2 separate regions of the Homo sapiens genome follow, and region 1 is linked to region 2. A link is a loop called in an ENCODE intact Hi-C map of the cell type or tissue named here. Cell type or tissue: PC-3. All regions are shown on one strand. Links, peaks and the distances in the headings refer to the core of each region. The heading gives the core; the rest is flanking DNA. Region 1 overlaps SLC44A3-AS1 (SLC44A3 antisense RNA 1). Region 2 overlaps F3 (coagulation factor III, tissue factor).

Region 1 (5,382 bases), core at 224-5,223, 210 kb before region 2:
CCGGGGCATTGCCTGTTTCCCTTGGTGTTCTGTGAGCTCCTCAAGTGTGGGCAGCACATCTTAGCTTGTTCTGTCTCCCCAGGGTCTGGCATGGTACCTAGCCCTTGATTAGTGCTTGCTGAATAAATGAATGATTGAGTCTCTGTCATCTCACAGAGTACTTGCAAGAATTAAATGACATGTGAAAATACTTTGTAAACTGTAAATGTGTTAGGGACATTTCTGAGAGTCAAGGGGTTTAGAGAGGAAATGAGCATGCTAGGCCTCTGGACAGTGAACCGAAAGGATGTTGAGCTGTGGTGTTCTAGGAGAGTACCAGGACTGCTCTGGACATGACATACTACCTGGGACTACTTGTGAAAGGAAATGAGCATCCTGAGAAATCACTTTGGGTCCTGTGTACTCAGGGAGGATTGTTTTTATATGGTTCTGGTTTGTTCAGGAAGCACAGTCTGTCCTCCAGTCAGGCACTCAGTGAGCAAATGCATTTGTAGCTTGAGGCCAGAGCTTCCTTATGTTTATATGACTCTTTATTAGGTGAAACATGCAGCCTCTTGGAACAATAAACTGTCTTTGTTACAGATGTACACTAGATTTTGATGGCATTTTTCCAGGGACCCTGGGAGCATCTGTGTTCTCGTGTTCTTCTTGCCTGTGAGGCCTCTTCTCTCTGAGGACAGATGGTAGGACAGAGAGAAGACAGCAAATGGAAAACAAAGGCTGCTATTTTTTTGTGGGGTGTGTACAATATCTATTCTACATCTCTGCCCATCCCCATTTTCTCCTCCTCCAGAGAGCATACAATTAAGGCTATAAACTGAAGTGGAGCCCCCATTATTTACCCCTAAAAATGAATACAGATCTCAGCCTCTCATTACCCCTTGGTTAGAAAGAGAGAGCATTTTGGTCTGTTTGGGCGACTATAACAAACATACCTTAAACTGGGTGGCTTTTAAACAACAGAAATTTGTTGCTCACAGTTCTGAAGACTGGTAAGTTCAAGATCAAAGCACCAGCAGATTTGGTGTCTGGTGAGGGCCCACTTCCTGGATCATAGATGATGCCTTCTTGCTGTGTCCTCACATAGTAGAAGGGCAAGGCAGCTCTCTGGACCCCTTTCTTTCCTTTTCTTTTCTTTTCTTTTTTCTTTTCTTTTCTTCTCTTTCCATTAATCCGGTCCATGAGGGCTCCATCCTTATAACCTAATCACTTCTCAAAGGTCCCATCTCCTAATACTATCGAGTTGGTAATTAGGATTCAACATATTAATCTGTGGAGGAAGGGGACACAAAAATTCAGACCATAGCTGGTAGTGATGAAGATAGAATGAGCCAGGTCCCAATGTGGGGCCAGGTGTGAGGGGGGCAGTAGCTGGTCATGGACATGTGGATGTTTGCTGAGTGATGGGTGAGCAAGTCCCTGCCATCTCATAGGGACACTGTAAAAACTGCCCTCTTGATGACCTTAGCAGTGCAATCATATTAGCAATGACATCCACCTTGAGGAGGGAAAAGATGGGTGTGAACAAGAAGGATAGTTTCTTTCTCCTTACAGCATCCATTATGTAGCATAAAAATTAGGGCCCCCATGTATCCAGGAAAGCAGTCAGAGCATTCATTATTCAATAACCATAGGTGCTTATTCCATACTGTTATGGACTGAATCGTGTCACCTCCAAATTCATATGTTGAAGCCCTAACTACCAATATGACTGTATTTGGAGATAACACCTTCAAGAAGGTAATCAAGGTTAAATGAGGTCATAAGGATTGGATCCTAAGCTGATAGGACTGGTGTCCTTATAAAAAGAGACACTAGAGATCTCTCTCTCTCTTTGTATACACAGAGAAAAAGTCATGTGATGACACACCAAGAAGGTGGCTGTCTGCAAGCCAGGAAGAGAGGCCTTACCAGAAACCAATCCTGGTGCACCTTAATCTCAAACTTGAGCCTCCAGGACTGTACGAAAATAAATATTTGTTGTGTAAGCACCCCCAGTGTATGCTATTCTGTTATGGCAGCCCTAGCACACTAATATAAATGCCTACTGCCTGCAAAGTGCTTTGCCTTTGAGGGTTGCAAAAGAGGATCCCCTCCAGGGATCCATGGTCTCATTGGGATTTTCCTGTTTGGTCTGTGTCCTGTTCTTGAGTCTCCGCAGGCAGCATTTCTTCCTGTGACAATATGGTGTAAGACAAAATTGTGGCCTGCCATGAAGTTGTGAGAGAAAAGCATCCCTCATTTCTTCAGGAAAGGCCACTGCCGTTCCCTCCGGCTCCTCTTCTCAGGAGTTTGTGCATTCATGAGGTAAGTGACAGAGTCACTCTCAAGCTCCTGCTGTATAAAATTTCTGTAACAAATAGATGCTTGTCCCAGATGGCTCCAGCCAGGCTGATGGGGAGGATGTGGGTTCCCTAGCACTTCCCAGTTTGCAGCATAAGTGTATTAAAACTTCCATGTCTTACTTAAAATAGAACTCCTAAAGGCACACACATAACTTCAAGTTTTCTCAGCATTTCATGACTTTTTTTAAAAAAAGCTTGGACCAATTCAGTTTTCACTCTTGCAAACAGGGTATAAAAGCTTCTGTTTCTTCCCCAATGTCAACGCTTGGTAATCTTATTCTTCTTCCCAGTTTTATTTTAAAAGTAATGCCCACATGTGATGGAAGTTACACTCAAATAGGACAAAACACTATGCAAAGTCTCCTTCTCCTTGTCCTCACTCCCTCCCACTCCCAACGGCAATCCACTTTAACCAGTTCTGGTTTCAGTTCGTTAGGTGGTTGCCACAAAATACTGAGTAATATGCTTATACCTCTCTTTTTTGATTTATCAACTTTCAACAGTATTTATTGACTCCTGCCACATGAGGGTGTGTGTTATCCTCCACTGCCTCTGTGTCTTTCCATCTTCATAATTTTAGACTGTATTCCACTTGATTCCTTACAAGAAAAATGAGGAACTCATTACCCCATTTTCCCCTCCACCCTTCCTACTTCCTTCACCTTCTAACTTCTGCCTTTCCTGGATTCTCTTTTGTATTTACTGGGTTTGTAATAATTATATTCTACTCTGAAACCATAGTTAAGTCTTCCCTGCTTTGTTTAAAATTTGATTCTAAATATTGAAAACCAATATACAGTTTCTTCCCCAATGTCAATCCTGTGAATATATAAAAATTATTTACTGAAGAATGAAGTAAGAAATAAATAATCCTAGGCAATGCAAAAGAAAATGAATTCTCTTTTCCTACCCTAATCAGTTTTTCCAAACTATGTCCTAATTTAGGTTGCTTCTAATTCTGATTTTTGTTTTATTCTGGGGCTCCTATTTGCTTTTCGTTTTTAAAGTAATTGACAATAGACACATACATCCTCTTTACCATATCATGAAGATCATCCAGATTCTTAAGCATACCATTTTGAATGACCTAATTTTGTCTCATCATCTTCTAGGTATGTACCACAGTTACCATCGTATTTTTCTAAAATTTTAATTACATCCTTAAATTATTTCTAATGTTTCTTGGATCCTATGAATTTCTTTTTCTTAGATTCCTCTTTTATCTTACTGGAGTGTGCACACAGGTAATCTTTCAGAATAGGGGGATAAACAGTTGAGTTTTTATTTTGTCTATAGGTTAATTCTGAAGAACAAAAATCAATAATGAATTTTTATAATATAACTGTATACATATTATTTACTGAAGGATCAAGTAGTGTGGTTCTGAAAAACTATTTGCTCTGACATTTGAATGGTTTGACTGGGATTGATGATTCTAAATGGAAAATCAAATTCCCTTGGTACTACAAAGGCATCGATTGCTTCACTAGGTTACTCTTCTGGCATCCAAAATTACTGACAAGAAGGCAAAGCTTGGGCTAATTCTTATTTTTCTAGAGTATCTACTTTCTGAAATCACTGAGAATATTATTTTTATATTTCTAAATTTTATCACAGTGTATATGGGTCCCTTTTTACTCTTTTTGCTCAATATTCGGTGGGTCCTTCCAGTCTGAAATTCTTGTCTTTCCTTTGATAATGTTTCCCCTCATCTTCACTTTTTTTTTTCTGGAATCCTGCTAGATGGATGTTGGACTTTGTGAAATGATCCTACATTTCTTTCAACTTTTCCCTCATAATTTCCATCCTTTCTTCATTACATTTGGGACTATTTCCTCAATTTTGTCTTCCAACCCGTCTACTGAGACATTTACTTTCAAGAGCTCTGGCTGTCCTTGCTTATCCACTCATATTTACATGCATATGTGCACAGGTAGAATATATGGACCCCACTCCATGCCCCCTCTCAGAGTCAAAGCAAGAAAAGCTTTTTAAAGGGCAATTTTGTAATATCAAAAAGAACCAGGGTCACCCTCTAATAATACTACTGTATAAGTTTCCAATCCACTTGAATGATGTTGAGCAGCAGCTGGCAAACCAGCCACAGAGGAGGCAGAAGAATACACACAGATTTCCCTCACTGCACACACACACATACCCATGCTCGTGTCTGGCCACACATCTCACATACTGACTAAGAAGGAAACATCAGCCATCCAAGGGCTTAGAGTTCTCCCATTGCTGGCTTTTATTCTTTACTGTGATCCTTACATGGAAAGCTGTCTCTGGTGGTTTCTCCATCTTCATATGACTCATTTTGGTTTACTTTTGTGGAAGCGACTAACTTGGGAGCTAGGACTTTTCCCTCCTGCCAGGCCCTGAGGTTAACCACAGTGTTCCAAAGCCCCCGGGTGCTGGCCAGCCACTTGGAGGCATGCCCTTGCGTCTGTTCGTCCTGTCCTTGTGGTTACTGGCCAAAAGAGGCCCAGACCTATGTTCCAAACATGGCCAGCCTATTAGAGAAGCAGCCCCATGGCCTGACATGCTCGCTTTCCCTGTGTCATCGCTGATGTTATGAGAAAGAGAACATTGTCTTTGGACAGCCTCAGCAATGGCTGTCCAACTTGACTTGAGTAGAGAAGCCAGGTTCTTCCCAGGATCTGGGTGATGAGACTCTTTGGAAATGCCTGTGGTCGAACTACATTTTTGTAGAGATTAACAGTTAAAACATAATTACTCACAATAGCCCTGTAATTTCCATGTGAGATGAGAAAACCGATGCTCAGCGGTAATCAATAAATTGTCCCTGATCATTCAGCTTGAAAGTAGTAAAGTAGGGATTAAGACCCAGATCTTATGATTCCTAATCTTGTATTTTTCATATTACCCCAAGAGATGTTTTTAAGATTTTTTTCTTAATGTGATAGTTGCTGGGATTAGACAGGAAGCTCTTTATTCCTCTTCAGAGTTTCAGAGAAATCTCTGTTCTGGTTGCTAATGTCCAGCATCTCACTTTGTTGTGCTTTGGATCAAATCC
Region 2 (5,382 bases), core at 221-5,220:
AGACCCTCCAGACCCCCAGGTGCTTCTGCTTGTGTCTTTTGTGGCACCAGGCAAGAATGTAGCAGCGTCAGCAGCCCCTCTGGTGACTGTGGCATGGTTGACATTCATTTCCCCCCTAATTAATGGCATCCTCATGATTCTCTTTTATATTAATAGTTCTTGAGTTTTTTTGTAAGCTACTTCAAATCCTTTGTTGGTGCAAGATAGAAGATATTTTATGTGTTTGTTTTGCATGTGCACACACATATTTGGCCTGTGAATTGATGTTTGTTTTCCTGTCATTTAACCAAAGCACATGAGATAATTGAGCCATTGCAGAGACCCCGTGGTTAAATCCGGCTTCTCGAGGTACCAAGGACATTTCCTGGGCTTTCTCACAGCCCTACATATTTTTGAACCTAAAATATCGTAGTTTATGCTACCACCCTGTTCAGTATAGTAGCCACTAGCCACATGTGGCTGTTGACCACTTGAAATATGGCTAATGCTCTAAGTATAAAGTACACACTGGAATTTAAGAAGTGTAGAATATCTCAAAACTTTTTTATATTGATTACACATTAAAATGATTATATTCCAGATATATGCAGTTGACTCAAGCAATGCATGGCTGAGAGGCACCGACTCCCTGTGCAGTTGAAAATCCGAGTATAACTTGACTCCCCAAAAACTTAACTACTAATAGCCTACCTATCGGTTGACTGTTGACTGCAGCCTTACCAATAAGATAAACAGTCAATTAACACACATTTTTCATGTTGCGTGTATTATATACTGTATTCTTACAATAAAGTAAGCTAGAGGAAAGAAAATGTTATTAAGAAAATTATAAGGAAAAGAGGCTGGGCATGGTGGCTCGTGCCTGTAATCTCAGAACTTTGGGATGCTAAGGCGGGTGGATCACTTGAGGTCAGGAGTTCAAGACCAGCCTGGCCAACATGGTGAAACCCCATCTCTACTAAAAATACAAAAATTAGCCAGGCGTGGTTGTGGGTGCCTGTAATCCCAGCTACTTGGGAGGCTGAGGCAGGAGAATCACTTCAACCCAGGTGGAGGAGGTTGCAGTGAACTGAGATTGCGCCACTGCACTCCGGCCTGGGTGACAGAGCGAGACTCTGTCTAAAAAAGAAAGGGAAAGAAAGAAAAAAAAGAAAAGAAAAGAAAAGAAAGAAGGAAGGAAGAGAAAGAATTATAAGGAAGAGAAAATATATTTACTATTGATAAAGTGGAAGTGGATCATCATAAAGGTGTTCATCCTCGTCATCTTCATGTTGAGTAGGCTGAGGAGGAGGAGGAGGAGGAAGAGCAGGGGCCACGGCAGGAGAAAAGATGGAGGAAGTAGGAGGCGGCACACTTGGTGTAACTTTTATTTAAAAAAATTTGCATACAAGTGGATCCACAGAGTTCAAACCCATGTTGTTCAGGGGTCAACTGTCTTTGGTTAAATAAAATATATTATTAAAATTAATTTCACCTGTTCCTTTTTACTTTTTCTAATGTGACTACTAGAAAACTTAAAATGACATCTGAGGCTCCATTGTCTTCCCCTTGGGCCAGCACTACCACAGAATGTCTTAGGATTCAGCTCCAGGCCGCCACGCCTGCTTCTTTCAGGGAGCTGGTTCTATGCACATGTTTTATATGAGAGATAATTAAGTTGTCAATTGTGATAACAAAACAGGATTTGACTTTGTACAGAATTCTTTGGTTCCAACCAAGCTCATTTCCTTTGTTTCAGCAAACCTCGGACAGCCAACAATTCAGAGTTTTGAACAGGTGGGAACAAAAGTGAATGTGACCGTAGAAGATGAACGGACTTTAGTCAGAAGGAACAACACTTTCCTAAGCCTCCGGGATGTTTTTGGCAAGGACTTAATTTATACACTTTATTATTGGAAATCTTCAAGTTCAGGAAAGGTGAGCATTTTTTAATTTGTTTTTATGACCTGTTTTAAATTGTGAATACTTGGGTTTTACAACCCATTTCTTCCCCAATTCAAAAATAGCAGAACAGAGTTGTTGAGAAGGTGATGGAGTAGAAGGGGGAGCGCGCACTGTGGGGAGGGGTGGACAACAGGCCTGGTCCTACCTGTGACTCTGCACTACCCTGTGACTCTGGGCAGGGCCCCCTCGGAGACCCAGGTTCCTCAGCCAACCGGCTGGATCAGGTCATCTCTAAAGGTCCCGCCATGCTCACATTTCTCCCTCTATTGAGGATCCCAGGCACAAAATTTGTTTTTGGTTCAATGCATAATACTCCCTTCCTTTTTCTTTTACTGCAGATATCTTCTAAAGGGGCTCAATAGGGTTCAATATGCCTAAATTGGATCTTCTCAGTCTTGGAAAAGGCATTTTTAGCAGTGATCAAGGGAAACTGATTAGCGAAGTCACTTCTAATCCTTCACGTGTCAGCTGTGTTCTTGTAGGCTTTGCTTAGAACCTAGGTTTTTACTTCCACAGTGACTTAATAAAGGGGAAAGAATTGACTCAGAGCCCAGATGAATTAAGAACTCTATCTTTTTACAGAAAACAGCCAAAACAAACACTAATGAGTTTTTGATTGATGTGGATAAAGGAGAAAACTACTGTTTCAGTGTTCAAGCAGTGATTCCCTCCCGAACAGTTAACCGGAAGAGTACAGACAGCCCGGTAGAGTGTATGGGCCAGGAGAAAGGGGAATTCAGAGGTGAGTGGCTCTGCCAGCCATTTGCCTGGGGGTATGGGTGCTGTGGGTGACTTCTGGAGGAGTAGCTCCACCCTCAGGGCTGGGATATACTTCCTTGGTTAAATATTCAGGAAAACAAACTGCCTGGAGGTTTTTTGTTGTTATTTGTTTGTTTTGGTTTTGATTTTGCTTTGGTACAAAAAAGATTTTGGACATTTAGAAATGTTTCTGTGTTGATTGTGCCCTTGTATTAGCAGGTGTTTTCTTGAGCACCTGTCATGTGCTAAGCCCTCTGCTGAGCACTGGATACACAAACTGTGTTTAGGATTTAGCAACAAGTCACAGATTTCCCTGGGCATTTTTTCATGCTTAAATTCTAATTCTGGGGGTGGCTTCTGGACCAGCTGCAGCAGGACACAGTAGACATTCGTGAGTACCCACTGTGGGCTGTTGCCACAGAGGCTGTAGAGTCTAACCCATCAAGGGAAGGGATTGAGTATATCAAATATACCCACATGCATGCATGTGTGTATATGGCGGACACGTGTGTGTACATGCATGTGCATATGTTGGGAGCTCAGGCCCATTGTGCGAGGAACAGTCCCTAACCGGAAGTGCTGTGGGCCTTCAGACTCTTGCAGGAAGCTGCAAGCCTGTGTGTCTCGATCCATGCCTTACAGGGAAAGTATTCTGAGTACTTCCAGTGAAGAAAAGAGTCAGGGGATATAAACGATGGCTTACGCTGGGTGTGGTGGCTCACGCCTGTAGTCCCTGCACTTTGGGAGGCCCAGACAGGCAAATCACTTGAGGTCAGGAGTTTGGGACCAGCCTGGCCAACATGGTAAAAGCCCATCTCTACTCAAAATACAAAAAGTAGCTGGGTGTGGTTGCACGTGTCTGTAGTCCCAGCTACTCAGGAGGTTGAGGCAGGAGAATTGCTTGAACCTGGGAGGCGGAGGCTGAAGTGAGCTGAGATTGGACCACTGTACTCCAGCCTGGGTGACAGAGCGAGATTCCATCTCAAAAAAAAAAAAAAAAGAAACAACGAAAAAAGAAATGATGGCTTAGCTCCATGTGAAGATGATATTTGAACATTTTAAAACACTTTAAATAAACTGTTCTCTCCTGTTTATTGCCACTGACAGGAGAGGTTTCTCTTTACCTCTGGTCCTGCACCCCTCTGAGCCATCCTACCCACAGCCTTCAGTCATTGTCCTAAAGCCTAGCTCTAATTCCACTGCCTCTCCTTTTGTGCACACACACTTCTCTGCTTCCCTGGCCGTTCTCTATCTTGGAGAGGCATTTCAAACGCCACTTCCACCAGAAGGCCTTGCTACTGCACCAACTAGTTACTATCTCTTCTTCACCCAAATCCTGGTAGCACTTTGGATCTCCCACTTTGCACTTAGGGTTCACCTTCCGTTATAATCATTGCCATCAATCTCAGCATCGTTTTTAGGCACTTCTTTCCAGCCATTGTTCTTACCTCCAACTACATATCTTTTCTGGACTGTGCATTATTCAGTTTATTAAATGCCCATTAAATGTGTTTAGCCATTGTCAATTACTCTGAAACGTTCAGGTTTTGACAAATTCTTTCCTAATGTAAGTGTGGTGGAAAGAGTGAAAGAAAGTCAAATTGCACAAAAATAGGATGGTGTAATTTGGGGTTATGCCGTCAATTTTGTCCACTGATAAATGGGATTTGAGCTCTCCAAGTTGACTAGATGCCCTTTATTTTTCAGAAATATTCTACATCATTGGAGCTGTGGTATTTGTGGTCATCATCCTTGTCATCATCCTGGCTATATCTCTACACAAGTGTAGAAAGGCAGGAGTGGGGCAGAGCTGGAAGGAGAACTCCCCACTGAATGTTTCATAAAGGAAGCACTGTTGGAGCTACTGCAAATGCTATATTGCACTGTGACCGAGAACTTTTAAGAGGATAGAATACATGGAAACGCAAATGAGTATTTCGGAGCATGAAGACCCTGGAGTTCAAAAAACTCTTGATATGACCTGTTATTACCATTAGCATTCTGGTTTTGACATCAGCATTAGTCACTTTGAAATGTAACGAATGGTACTACAACCAATTCCAAGTTTTAATTTTTAACACCATGGCACCTTTTGCACATAACATGCTTTAGATTATATATTCCGCACTCAAGGAGTAACCAGGTCGTCCAAGCAAAAACAAATGGGAAAATGTCTTAAAAAATCCTGGGTGGACTTTTGAAAAGCTTTTTTTTTTTTTTTTTTTTTTTTGAGACGGAGTCTTGCTCTGTTGCCCAGGCTGGAGTGCAGTAGCACGATCTCGGCTCACTGCACCCTCCGTCTCTCGGGTTCAAGCAATTGTCTGCCTCAGCCTCCCGAGTAGCTGGGATTACAGGTGCGCACTACCACGCCAAGCTAATTTTTGTATTTTTTAGTAGAGATGGGGTTTCACCATCTTGGCCAGGCTGGTCTTGAATTCCTGACCTCAGGTGATCCACCCACCTTGGCCTCCCAAAGTGCTAGTATTATGGGCGTGAACCACCATGCCCAGCCGAAAAGCTTTTGAGGGGCTGACTTCAATCCATGTAGGAAAGTAAAATGGAAGGAAATTGGGTGCATTTCTAGGACTTTTCTAACATATGTCTATAATATAGTGTTTAGGTTCTTTTTTTTTTCAGGAATACATTTGGAAATTCAAAACAATTGGCAAACTTTGTATT

The links. A loop is a pair of places that touch in the nucleus more often than their neighbours do. Peaks named below come from ENCODE experiments on the same cell type or tissue, not always from the same donor. Only the 100,000 strongest peaks of a DNase experiment are listed, where the experiment ranks them.
Region 1: a loop joins it to region 2, with 2.7 times the contacts of the local background. A loop is called at or near these places in 10 of 110 quality-filtered maps.

The regions. Positions count from the first base shown.
Region 1 is chr1:94,739,194-94,744,575 of GRCh38, reverse strand. All of the region lies in intron 1 of SLC44A3-AS1 (SLC44A3 antisense RNA 1), which reads left to right. Among named protein-coding and RNA genes, the nearest start is that of MIR378G, 4.0 kb to the left of the region's middle. In PC-3, for the core only: a CTCF peak has its summit at 2,855; a DNase peak (open chromatin) is centred at 4,655.
Region 2 is chr1:94,529,625-94,535,006 of GRCh38, reverse strand. F3 (coagulation factor III, tissue factor) reads left to right here. Exons shown (of 6, transcript NM_001993.5): 4 at 1,739-1,917; 5 at 2,527-2,686; 6 at 4,411-5,382. The coding sequence ends at 4,547. Among named protein-coding and RNA genes, the nearest start is that of F3, 9.4 kb to the left of the region's middle. In PC-3, for the core only: a CTCF peak has its summit at 2,760; a DNase peak (open chromatin) is centred at 2,706.